2 separate regions of the Homo sapiens genome follow, and region 1 is linked to region 2. A link is a loop called in an ENCODE intact Hi-C map of the cell type or tissue named here. Cell type or tissue: psoas muscle. All regions are shown on one strand. Each heading gives the region's core, and the rest is flanking DNA. Links, peaks and the distances in the headings are about the cores only. Region 1 overlaps PRPF8 (pre-mRNA processing factor 8). Region 2 overlaps SRR (serine racemase).

What was found. Peaks named below come from ENCODE experiments on the same cell type or tissue, not always from the same donor. Only the 100,000 strongest peaks of a DNase experiment are listed, where the experiment ranks them.
Region 1: a loop joins it to region 2, with 4 times the contacts of the local background. A loop is called at or near these places in 1 of 110 quality-filtered maps.

What each region holds. Positions count from the first base shown.
Region 1 is chr17:1,664,960-1,671,502 of GRCh38, forward strand. The region is part of intron 24 of PRPF8 (pre-mRNA processing factor 8); the gene reads right to left. Among named protein-coding and RNA genes, the nearest start is that of PRPF8, 17 kb to the right of the region's middle. In psoas muscle, for the core only: a CTCF peak has its summit at 4,554; DNase peaks (open chromatin) are centred at 4,342 and 4,802; H3K27ac peaks cover 2,401 bases.
Region 2 is chr17:2,310,732-2,317,274 of GRCh38, forward strand. SRR (serine racemase) reads left to right here. Exons shown (of 8, transcript NM_021947.3): 2 at 4,826-4,997. The coding sequence starts at 4,830. Among named protein-coding and RNA genes, the nearest start is that of SRR, 10 kb to the left of the region's middle. In psoas muscle, for the core only: no CTCF peak of the experiment used is centred there; no DNase peak of the experiment used is centred there.

The sequences.
Region 1 (6,543 bases), core at 3,544-6,043, 640 kb before region 2:
AGCCTGGCCAACATGGTAAAAACCTGTCTCTACTAAAAATACAAAAAAAAATTAGCTGGGTGTGGTGGCGGGCACCTGTAATCCCAGCTACTTGGGAGGCTGAGGCAGGAGAATCGCTTGAACAGGGTAGGCGGAGGTTGCAGTGAGCCGAGATCGTGCCACTGCACTCTAGCCCGGGCGAAAATGTGAGACTCTGCCTCAAAAAAAAAAAAAAAAAAAAAGGGAGGAATGCAGCTAAAGCAATGCTGAGAGGAAAATTTACAGAAGTGAATAATACTATTAGAAAAAGAGAAAGGTTGGCCAGGCACGGTGGCTCACCCCTGTAATCCCAGCACTTTGGGAGGCTGAGGTGGGTGGATCACGAGGTCAGGAGATCAAGACCATCCCAGCTAACACGGTGAAACCCGTCTCTACTACAAATACAAAAAATTAGCTGAGCATGGTGGCAGGCGACTATAGTCCCAGCTACTCAGGAGGCTGAGGCAGGAGAATGACACAAACCCAGGAGGCGGAAGTTGCAGTGAGCCAAGATTGCGCCACTGCACTCCAGCCTGGGCGACAGAGCAAGACTCCGTCTCAAACAAAAAAAAACGAGAAAGGTCAGCTGGGCACGGTGGCTCACGCCTGTAATCCCAGCACTTTGGGAGGACGAGGCAGGTGGATCACGAGGTCAAGAGTTCAAGACCAGCCTGGCCAAGATGGTGAAACCCTGTCTCTACTAAAAACACACAAAAAAATTAGCCGGGTGCGGTGGCAGGCATCTGTAATCCTAGCTACTCGGGAGACTGAGGCAGGAGAATCGCTTGAACTCAGAGGGCGGAGGTTGCAGTGAGCTGAGATCGCGCCACTGCACTCCAGCCTGGGTGAGAGAGTGAGACTCCATCTCAAAAAAAAAAAAAAAGAAAAAGAGAAAGGTCCAGGCCAGGTGCGGTGGCTCACACCTATAATCCCAACACTTTGGGAGGCCGAGGCAAGCTGATCAGGTGGTGGTCAGGAGATCGAGACCATCCTCGCAAACACGGTGAAACCGCGTCGTAGTAAAAATACAAAAAAAAATATTAGCCGGGTGTGGTGGTGGGCACCTGTAGTCCCAGCTACTTGGGAGCTGAAGCAGGAGAATGGCGTGAACCCGGGAGACGGAGCTTGCAGTGAGCAGAGATCGCGCCACTGCACTCCAACCTGAGTGACAGGGCGAGACTCTGTCTCAAAAAAAAAAAAAGAGAAAGGTCCAAAATTGATAATCTAACCTTTTACCTTAACAAACTAGCAAAGGGATGGCAATGATAAGAGAAGAAATCAATGCAACAAGGCCAGGCGTGGTGGCTCACACCTACAATCCCAGCACTTTGGGAGCCCAGGGGGGTGGATTACCTGAGCTCAGGAATTCAAGACCAGCCTGGGCAACATGGCGAAACTGTCTGTATCCAAAATACAAAGAAAAATCAGCCAGGCATGGTGGCATGTGCCTGTGGTCCCAGCTACTTGGGAGGCTAAGGTGGGAGGGTCTCCTGAGCCTGGGAGGCAGAGGTTACAGTGAGCTGAGACTGCGACACTGCACACCAACCTGGGTCATAGAGACCCCATCTCAAAAAAAAAAAAAATCAATGCAACAAAAAAGAGAAAAACGATAAAAATTAATGAAACCAAAGCTGTTTCTTTGAAAAGCTGAATAAAACAAGATAGCAAACCACAAAATACCAAATGATATAGTCAAGACTTTAAGGCAAAAAATGTCTTCTGAACAATTATTGAGGTGAAAGAGTGCGTTGGCTGGAGTTACTATAGTAATCTGCCTTGAGCAAATGGTATTCAGACAAGCAAGGAGAAAAGACTGCAGGTGAGATAACAGCTCAAACCCTACTATGAAAGCTAGACTGAGCATCTCGCATGTCCACAGGATGAGACAACCAGGCAGATCTACAGAAAGGAGGGGGGCCGGGTGCGGTGGCTCATGCCTGTAATCCCAGCACTTTGGGAGGCCGAGGCGGTTGGATCATGAGGTCAGGAGTTTGAGACCAGCCTGACCAACATGGTGAAACCCTGTCTCTACTAAAAATACAAAAATTAGCCGGGCATGGTGGCAGGCACCTGTAATCCCAGCTACTCAGGAGGCTGAGGCAGGAGAATTACTTAAACCCGGGAGGCGGGGGTCGCAGTGAGCTGAAATTGTGCCACTGCACTCCAGCCTGGGCAATAGAGCAAGACTCCCTCTCAAAAAAAAAAAGGAGGGCCAGGGGCCAGGATAGGCTAGATACTGGGGTAAAGGCAAGTGGATGATTCCCATTAGGTTTAGTAAATTCTTGGACTGCACTTGGAATTGCTGATGTGTGTAATGGAACACAGTATTTCTGTTGTAGTTAACAGTGCTCTATCCCTGAAGGGGAGGAGGCATAAATTCCTGAGGAGCCCAGTGTTCCTTTACTAAATAGCAGAAATTCCTGGGGGATAAGGGGAGGCAAGAAGGAAAATAATATTTACTCAGGTCTACGTGTACTAGGTACCATGGTAAGAAATTTATATATGTTATACCTCTTATGTCTTCATAAAAAACAAGTTATAGAACTTGCCCATGACATAGCTTTTTTTTTTTTTTTTTTTTTTTGAGATGGAGTCTCACTTTGTCACCCAGGCTGGAGTGCAGTGGCGCAATCTCAGCTCACCGCAACCTCCACCTCCGGGGCTCAAGTGGTTCTCCTGCTTCAGTCTCCAGAGTAGCTGGGACTACAGACATGTGCCACCACGCCTGGCTAATTTTTGTATTTTTAGTAGAGATGGGGTTTCACCATATTGGCCAGGCTGGTCCTGAACTCCTGACCTCGTGATCCACCTACCTCGGCCTCCCAAAGTGCTGGGATTACAGGCGTGAGCCACCGCACCCGGCCTATTTATTTATTTTTAAATATAAACAGGATCTTGCTATGTTGCCTAAGCTGGTCTCAAATTCCTGGGCTCAAGCAGTCCTCCCACCTCGGCTTCCAAAAGTGCTGGGATTGCAGGCATAAGCCACCATGCCCAGCTTTATCATGCAATTTACCAAGTAATATGGCTTACTAAATACCCCGTTTCATTTAATTCTCACAAAAGCCGTCTGACCTAGGTCCTATCAGTATCCCTATTTTACAGATGAGGGAATTGAGGCCCAGCATGGGCAATATTCCCAAGATCCCAACTAGTAATATGACAAAGATATGATGTGAACCCCATCTGACTCCAGAGCCTGTGCTTCTAACCACTAGAGTCAACTGCATCCTTACCCTCTCAGACACTCCTCCACTCCTCAGCCTCTAACTTCTGATATCCAGTTCCCTGATGCCTACAATTCTTTCCCAGGCCAATGGCCTCTTCTGCTCTCTCTCCTCTCCCCTCTTCCAGTATCTCAATGGGGTCTAGCATTCTTTTTTTTTTTTTTTTTTTTTTTTTGAGACAGAGTCTTGCTCTGTCACCCAGGCTGGAGTGCAGTGTCGCGATCTCGGTTCACTGCAAGCTCTGCCTCCCAGGTTCCTGCCATTCTCCTGCATCAGCCCCCCTGAGTAGCTGGGACCACAGGCGCCCGCCACGACATCCAGCTAATTTTTTGTATTTTTAGTAGAGACGGGGTTTCACCGCGTTAGCCAGGATGGTCTCAATCTCCTGAACTCGTGATCCACCCGCCTCGGCCTCCCAAAGTGCTGGGATTACAGGTATGAGCCACCGCGGCCGGCTGGGTCCCGCACTCTTGATTCCCTTGCATTCAATGCCTTACCACTCTACAACTGTCTTCTAACAGAGCTCTATTCCTTAATCACCAGTGTAATCTATCCACCTTCTGCATCCCTGTCACTGAGTAGCTGGGTGATTCTGGGAAAAACAAATGCTCAGAGTTGTCTTCCCAAAACCCAGCTGAGCTCCCAACACACCTTCCAATCCCTCTCAGTTTCTTCAGCAATCATCATACCCTAATACCATGAAATTCACTATGCACAACTCTTTCCCCTAACTGCAGCCCAAGAAAAGCTGAAAAACTCAAAATCCTGTTATAGCTTCCCACTAACCTCATCTATATCCACATCTTTCCAGACCTCTTTCCTGTCAGGTTCAGAGGATTTTTCCTCTGCTTGCTCTTTATTCTATCCCTAGGGAGACCCTCTGCACCTCTGCTCATCAATTACCTACTTTTCTTTTCTTCGAGACGGAGTCTTGCTCTGTCGCCGAGGCTGGGGTGCAGTGGCACGATCTTGGCTCACTGCAACCTCTACCTCCCGGGTTCAAGCAATTCTCCTGCCTCAGCCTCCCGAGTAGCTGAGATTACAGGCACCCGCCACCGCGCCTGGCTAATTTTTGTATTTTTAGTAGAGACGGGGTTTCACCATGTTGGCCAGGCTGGTCTCGAACTCCTGACTTGGTGATTCACCCACCTTGGCCTCCCAAAGTGCTGGGATTACGGGCGTGAGCCACTGTGTCCAGCCAATTCCACACTTTTCTCTTGTACACTCAACTGCTACTGGGCTCCTTAATTAAAACACGCTCAAGTCACTGTCATTCAAAAACACCTGCACTGACTTACAGCTCCCTCTAGGTGGCATCTGATGTCCTTCCTTCTCTTCAACTGACAAACAGATTGTCCTTGCTGTCTCCACTCACTCACTTCCCATGAAGCCTCACCCACTGCCATCTGGCTTCCATCCCTACTATTTCTGTAACAGCTCCTGCTAAGGTCACCAATGACGTCCTAACTGTCAAATCCAATGGATACTTTTCAGTCCTCATCTAACTGAAATGCTCTTAGGCAACTGACACTGCTCAGCATCACCCCAATTCTGGACACGTGTTCCTGAAGGCCTTGGTTCCAAGACCCGGCACCCTCCCACAGGTTCTGACCACACTTCATCTTAGTATTCCCCACATTTCCAAATTCCTCCCTCTCCTCTTCTCACTCCACATTGTCCCTGGGTGATGTCACTCATTCTTGAGCTTTTGACCTTTTGTGGATAGGCTCCGAAATCTACATCTTTAATCCAGACCTGTTCTCCATGTTTCTTCAGATTGCTTCTCACCTAGGAACCTCTAAGCTATCCCTGACTGCTCTTACCTTTCTAGTTTCATTTCTCTCCCTGGAATGTCTCACTCATACTTTTTAAATCAAATCTAACAGATCATCAATTAAAGAGGCACCACTAAGGGAGCAGAAGGAATCAGGAATCTACACATGTGTATATATGTACTTAAATATGTATCTTGGAACTGAAGAAATAAGGTATAAATAAATACCTGGGGAAATCTCCATCTGAATGTTCTCAGGAACTTCAAACTTTATATATCCTAAACTAGATTTCTTTATCTTCGATCCTAAACCTGTTCTTGTTCATGTGGTCTTCCAGTTGGTGGCACTAACACCCACCTAGTCACCCATGCCAAAATCTGCACATCATTTTTGACTTTTCTTTGAGCATCCCAGGACCACAAAGTTCTGCTGATTTTATCTGCTAACTTCTTATCAAATCTGTTCCCCTCTTCCTACCTCTACTTTCAGTGCTCTCATCATTTTTATTGATTTATGTATTTTTTTGGAGACAGAGTCTCACCCTGTTGCCAGGCTGGAGTGCACTGGTGGGATCTCGGCTCACTGCAACCTCCGCCTCCCGGGTTCCAGCGATTCTCCTGCCTCAGCCTCCTGTGTAGCTGGGATTACAGGTGTGCACCACCACGCCCGGCTAATTTTCATATTTTAAGTAGAGATGGGGTTTCCCCATGTTGGTCAGGCTGGTCTCAAACTCCTGACCTCAGGTGATCCACCTGCCTGGGCCTCCCAAAGTGCTGGGATTACAGGCGTGAGCCCCCGCGCCTGGCCTGCTCTCATCATTTTTATCTGGACTTCTTCAGTGGTCCCCAAACCTGGTCTCCCATCCTATCCTTTCAGGTCCATCTTTCTCACAGCTGCAAGAGTGAATCATCTAACACAGAAATTTGACAAAGTCTGCATCTGTAGTGTGGGAAGCCAAAAAAAAAAAAGAAGAAAAACACATCTGACAAAGTCACTCTGTGCTTAAGACCCTTATATGATTCTTCCTAAGGTGTGCGATGCCCTCCATGATATGGCTCTCCACTATTTATCCAGCCTCATCTCTTAACATTCCCAATTCCACAATTTACTCCAGCAAACCTTGAACTTTCCATGGTCCCATGTACACAAGCTAGTTACATCGCCACACTTCTGGCTAAAGGAATGCTCTCCCTCACCTGTCTCATCACATGCTACTTCTTTCAGGAATCCTTTCCTCTTCCACTTCCAGACTGGGCTAGAGCAATCACTAACTCTAGTGCTCTCACAGATTCCCACATACAGGTTAATCTAAAACCCAAAATGCTCACAAAAAGCTGAAACTTTCTGAGTCCCAACATTCTGAGCACCAACATGACGCTCAAAGGAAATGCTCATTGGGGCATTTCAAATTTTGGATTAGGGATGCTGAACCTGTAAGTATAATGAAAATATTTCAAGGCTGGGCACGGTGACTCACACCTATAATCCAGCATTAGAGAGGCTAAGGCAGGAGGACTGCTTGA
Region 2 (6,543 bases), core at 2,732-5,231:
CTACTCCTGGCTAATTTTTTTGTTTGTTTGTTTGAGACAGAGTCTTGCTCTGTCACCCAGGCTGGAGTGCAGTGGCATGATCTTGGCTCACTGCAAACTCCGCCTCCCGGGTTCATGCCATTCTCCTGCCTCAGCCTCCCGAGTAGCTGGGACTACAGGTGCCCGCCACCATGCCCGGCTAATTTTTTGTATTTTTAGTAGAGACAGGGTTTCACCATGTTAGCCAGGATGGTCTCGATCTCCTGACCTTGTGATCTTCCCACCTCAGCCTCCCAAAGTGCTGGGATTACAGGCGTGACCCACCACGCCCGGCCAATTTTTGTTTTTTTAATGGAGACGGGATTTTACTATGTTAGTCAGTCTGGTCTCAAACTCCTGAACTCCTGATCTCAAGTGATCCACTTGCTTTGGCCTCCAAAAGTGCTGGGATTACAGGCAAGAGCCACCACGCCCAGCCAACTATTTTTTGTTCTCTTGTTTTTTTGTTTTTAAGAGACAGGGTCTTGCTCTTGCAGTGGTACAATAACTCACTGCAGCCTTGAACTCCTGGGTTTAAGCAATCCTCCTGCCACTGTGCCCAGCCGAGGGGGCATAATTGACATTAAAAAATATTGAGTTTTCGGGCCCGTCATGGTGGCTCACGCCTGTAATCCCAGCACTTTGGGAGGCCAAGGTGGGTGGATCACTTGAGCTCAGAAGGTCAAGACCAGCCTGGGCAACATGGCAAAACCTTGTCTCTACAAAAAATACAGACGTTTTTTGTATTTGTGGTGGCACAGTGCACCTGTGGTCCCAGCTACTCAGGAGGCTGAGGTGAGAGGATTGCCTGAGCCTGGGAGGCAGAGGTTGCAGTGAGCTGAGATCATGCCAATGCACTCCAGCCTGGACGACAAGAGACCCCGTCTCAGTAAATAAATAATGCCTCCAATTCATTTATACATCTTTACAATGGAATTTCTGGCAACTTTGATAAAGTAATTCTAGTTCACCTGAAAGAATTGATATGTGAGAAAAGCCAATGAATTTTAGAGCAATCAAGGGAGAATTTATTAATACAGTATATAATAGGAAAAGACATTGGCAGTCTGGCCAATGGAACAAAATACAATAGCCCCAACCATTCATAGAAATTTAATTTTTGATAAATAGAGCATTTCAGAGGAAAAGGATTCTGTCAGTAAATGGTGTGTTAAGAAGGCTGGGTGTGGTGCCTCATGCCTGTAATCCCAGCACTTTGGAAGGCCAAGGCGGAAGGATCACTTGAGCTCAGGGGTTTGAGACCAGCCTGGGCAACACAGCAAGACTTCCTCTCTACTAAAATAAAAATTTAAAAAATTAGCTGGGTATGGTGGTGCACAGTCATAGTCCCAGGTACTTGGGAGGCTGAGGCGGGAAGATCACTTGAGCTCAAGAGTTTGAAGCTGCAGGGAGCCATAATTGAGCCACTGTACACCAGCCTGGACAACAGAGTGAGACCTTATCTAAAAAAAAAAAAAAAAGACTGAGAAAAGAACAAGTGGCCAAGATACACAAAAAAATGTTCAATCACTAGTAATTAATGTAAATTAAAACTACTAGACATTGCCAGGCACAGTGGCTCACACCTGTAATCTCAGCACTTTGGGAGTCTGAGGCAGGTGGATCACGAAGTCAGGAGATCGAGACCATCCTGGCTAACACAGTGAAACCCTGTCTCTACTAAAAATACAAAAAATTAGCCTGGCGTGGTGGCACACACCGGTAGTCCCAGCTACTCGGGAGGCTGAGGCAGGAGAATCACTTGAACCTGGGAGGTGGAGGTTGCAGTGAGCCAAGATCCCACCACTGCACTCCAGCCTGGGCAACAGAGCAAGACTCCGTCTCAAAGAAACAACAACTACTAGACATAACTAAATTGACATAAAAATGATATAGGACGGATGAAGGAAAAGAGGCATCATTCCATCAAAACTGTTGTTGGGAGTACAAATTGATGTAATATAGGACCCTTCTGGAGATCAGTTTGGCAGTGGGTATCAGATTTCTTAGAAATATGTATGCCTTTTGATACAAAATACCATTTGGTGAAATCTACCCTAAGGACTGACGGAGGTACACAAAAATCTTGCAACAAGGCTATTCATTACATCATTCTTACAGCCAACAACAACAAAAGGAAATCCAAATGTTCATTTGAGCTATGTAAACTTAAAATTATTATTTTTTCTTTTTCAAGAGATAGGGTCCTGCTTATGTTGCCCAGGCCACAGTACAGTGGCTATTCATAGACGTGATAATAACACACTCCCGGGCTCAAGCAAGCCTCCCGCCTTAGCCTCCCAAGTAGCCGGGACTACCAGTGTGTGTCACTGCCCCCAGCTAAATTATTGTATTTTTGTAAAAGAAGTACTATTAAGTCATTTTAAAAGTTGGATAAAGCCGGGCGCAGTGGCTCACGCCTGTAATCCCAGCACTTTGGGAGGCTGAGCCAGGTGGATTGCCTGAAGTCAGGAGTTCGAGACTAGCCTGGCCAACATGGTGAAACCCTGTCTCCACTAAAAATAAAAAAATTAGCTGGGTGTGGTGGCAGGCGCCTGTAATCCCAGCTACTAGGGAGGCTAGGGCAGGAGAATCGCTTGAACCTGGGAGGCAGAGGTTGCAGTGAGCTGAGATGGCGCCACCGCACTCCAGCCTGGCGGCAGAGCAAGACTCTCTCAAAAAAAAAAAAAAAGTTGGATAAATGGGCCGGGCGTGGTGGCTCACGCCTGTAATACCAGCACTTTGGGAGGCCGAGGCGGGCGGATCACCTAAGATCAGGAGTTCAAGACCAGCCTGGCCAACATGGTGAAACCCCGCCTCTACGAAAAATATAAAAATTAGCTGGGTGTGGTGGTGGGCGCCTGTAATGCCAGCAACTCAGGAGGTTGAGGCAGGAGAATTGCTTGAACCCAGGAGGCAGAGGTTGCAGTGAGCCACAGTCATGCCACTGCACTTCAGTCTGGGTGACAGTGAAACTCCATCTCAAAAAAACAACAAAAAAAAAATGTTGATAAATGTACTCACCTATGAGATTCATTGATATTCATAATACTGTCTGACAAAAAAAGAAGTTACCAAACCTACCAAAGAGTTTTGTCTGCATATGTAGTTGGGCCTGGAAAGGTAAACCACTGGATAGCAACTGTCTTTAGGTAGGAAGGTTTCGTGGCTATTTTCATGTTCTTTTTGTATCTCTGTATTTTCAGATTAACTCAGTTTTCTAATGAATATAGATTCTTTTGTAATAAGGAAAAATAGAGAAACTTCATATTTAACTGCTACAATAGACACAGTGGAAAGTGGAAGCTTAATGTAGTTATTGAAAATTATGAAAATTGTAAAGAAACTGAGTCAAATGTAGGAGCAAATAAAATGTTTGCTTTAACTGTTACATAATGTATATTGAGAATGCAGAAGGAGCCGGGCGCAGTGACTCACGCCTATAATCCCAGCACTTTGGGAGTCTGAGGCAGGCGGATCACCTGAGGTCGGGAGTTCGAGACCAGCCTGCACAACATGGAGAAACCCCGTCTCTATTAAAAATACAAAATTGGCCGGGTTTGGTGGCTCACGCCTGTAATCCCAGCACTTTGGGAGGCCGAGGCAGGCGGATCACGAGGTCAGGAGATTGAGACTATCCTGGCTAACACGGTGAAACCCCGTCTTTACTAAAAATACAAAAAATTAGCCAGGCATGGTGGCAGGTGCCTGTAGTCCCAGCTACCAGGGAGGCTGAGGCAGGAGAATGGCGTGAACCCGGGAGGCGGAGCTTGCAGTGAGCCGAGATCGCGCCACTGCACTCCAGCCTGGGTGACAGAGCGAGACTCTGTCTCAAAAAAAAAAAAAAAAAAAAATTAGCTGGGCATGGTGGTGCATGCCTGTAATCTCAGCTACTCGGGAGGCTGAAGCAGGAGAATCGCTTGAACCTGGGATGTGGAGGTTGTGGTGAGCCAGGACTGCACCAGTGCACTCCAGCCGGGACAACAGGAGTGAAACACCATCTCAAAAAACAAAAAAAAAGAAAATGCAGAGGGAAATAAAGAAAATGAACATAGTTATTTAAATGGAATAGTCTAGCTATTTTTTCTTTATCAAATAATTTGTTAAATTTTTATTAAAAATTAAAAATTTAAATTTATAAATTAAAAATAATATAAAAATTGAATCCAATTCATTCAAGTAGCTTCACAACGATGATTAAAAGAAAGGTGGAGCTGGGCACGGTGGCTTACACCTGTAATCCCAGCACTTTGGGAGGCCGAGGCAGGCGGATCACGAGGTCAGAAGTTCAAGACCAGCCTGGACAACATGGTGAAACCCCGTGTCTACTAAAAATATAAAAATTAGCTGGGCACGATGGCACATTCCTGTAATCCCAGCTACTCGGGAGGCTGAGGCAGGAGAATTGCTTGACCCGGGAGGCGGAGGTTGCAGTGAGCCGAGATTGTGCCACTGCACTCCAGCCTGGGCTACAGAGCGAGACTCCGTCTCAAAAAAAAAAAAAAAAAAAGGAAGATGGAGACCAGTGGCAGTGCCAACAGTGCCAAGAGATGGGTGGTGTGGGTGGGGAGTGGGCTTTAGCCTTCTGTAATCACCATCAGTTACTTCCCTCAAAGCTTCACCAGAAAAACTTCGTTCAGCTTTTAAGTCAACTCTCTTTTAGGGAAATTCTGACACTCCAATAATGGAGAATTTCCACATGACACCACAGGCCCCAGGTCTATTCTGTTACGTATTTTCAAAATCTCTTCAATAAACATACTGTCTCAGACTTTGCTTTGACCCCTTTCTTATTCCTGGGTTTCAGAACCATGTGTGCTCAGTATTGCATCTCCTTTGCTGATGTTGAAAAAGCTCATATCAACATTCGAGATTCTATCCACCTCACACCAGTGCTAACAAGCTCCATTTTGAATCAACTAACAGGGCGCAATCTTTTCTTCAAATGTGAACTCTTCCAGAAAACAGGATCTTTTAAGGTAACAATCCTTTTTCTCAGTGTATCATGTATGTTTTCACACCCTTTCACATATCAGTTTGATTCTCCTGACCACCCAATGAGATAGGCAGAAGTAAATTAATGCCTTTATACAGCTGGAAAAAAGGTTACAGAAATTTTCCTTTCAAGTCCTTGTTTTACCTAGCATCATAGTGTTGATAAGCAACTTTTACACAGTCATAAATCCTTATAATTAGGATAATATATATAACTTATCCGAGTAATTTTTATATATATGTATGTGCATATATATAATATATACATAAAATACAGTCATATGCCACATAACGTTTCAGTCAATGACAGACCACCTATATGATGGTGGTCCTTGGTCCCATAAGGTTATACCACACATTTACTGTACGATTTCTGTGTTTAGATACAGAAATACTTCTCATTGTGTTATAGCTGCCTACAGTATTCAGTACAGTAACATGCTATACAGGGTTTGCAGCCTAGGAGTAATAGGCTGTAACAGCTGGATTTGTATAAGTACACTCTATGGTGCATGCAAGATGATGAAATTGCCAAATCATGCATTTCTCGAAACATATCCCCATCCTTAAGCAAAGCATGACTTTATTATATATACCATCACTTACTGTCCAAACTAAGACATAATTTATTATCCAAACTAGGACATGTTTGGGACTGAAAGAAGCAACCTGAAATATCTAAACAGACACCTGAACTGTTGCAGGCAAATTGGAAAGTGTTATCACTCTGTATATGACCCAAGTTTAAGCATTCACTGTATCAACTTGCTACACATGGATACATTATCAATATAAAAGATCTAAGCCTGGGCCACACGGCAAAACTCTGTCTACAAAAAATACAAATATATGACAGGCGCAGTGGTTCACACTTGTAATCCCAGCACTTTGGGAGGCTGAGGCAGGTGGATCACCTGAGGTCAGGAGTTCGACACCAGCCTGACCAACATGATGAAACGCTTTTTTGTTTTGTTTTGTTTTGTTTTGAGACGGAGTCTCACTCTGTCCCCCAGGCTGGAGTGCAGTGGCACGATCTCGGCTCACTGTAAGCTCCACCTCCCAGGTTCACGCCATTCTCCTGCCTCAGCCACCCGATTACCTGGGACTACAGGCGCCTGCCACCACGCCCAGCTAATTTTTTTTTTTTTTTTTTTGAATTTTTAGTAGAGACAGGGTTTCACCGTGTTAGCCAGGATGTTCTTGATCTGACCTTGTGATCCGCCCGCCTCTGCCTCCCAAAGTGCTGGGATTACTGGCATGAGTCACCGCACCCAGCCTTGGTGAAACACTTTCTACTAAAAATACAAAATGAGCGGGACTTGGTGCCAGGCACCTGTAATCCCAGCTGCTTGGGAGGCTGAGGCAGGAGAATTGCTTGAACCCAGAAGGCAGAGGTTGCAGTGAGTTGAGATCACGCCATTGCACTCCACCATGGGTGATAGAGGAAGACTCCATCTCGGGGGAAAAAAAAAAAAAAAAAAAAAAGGCCGGGTGCGGTGGCTCACGCCTGTAATCCCAGCACTTTGGGAG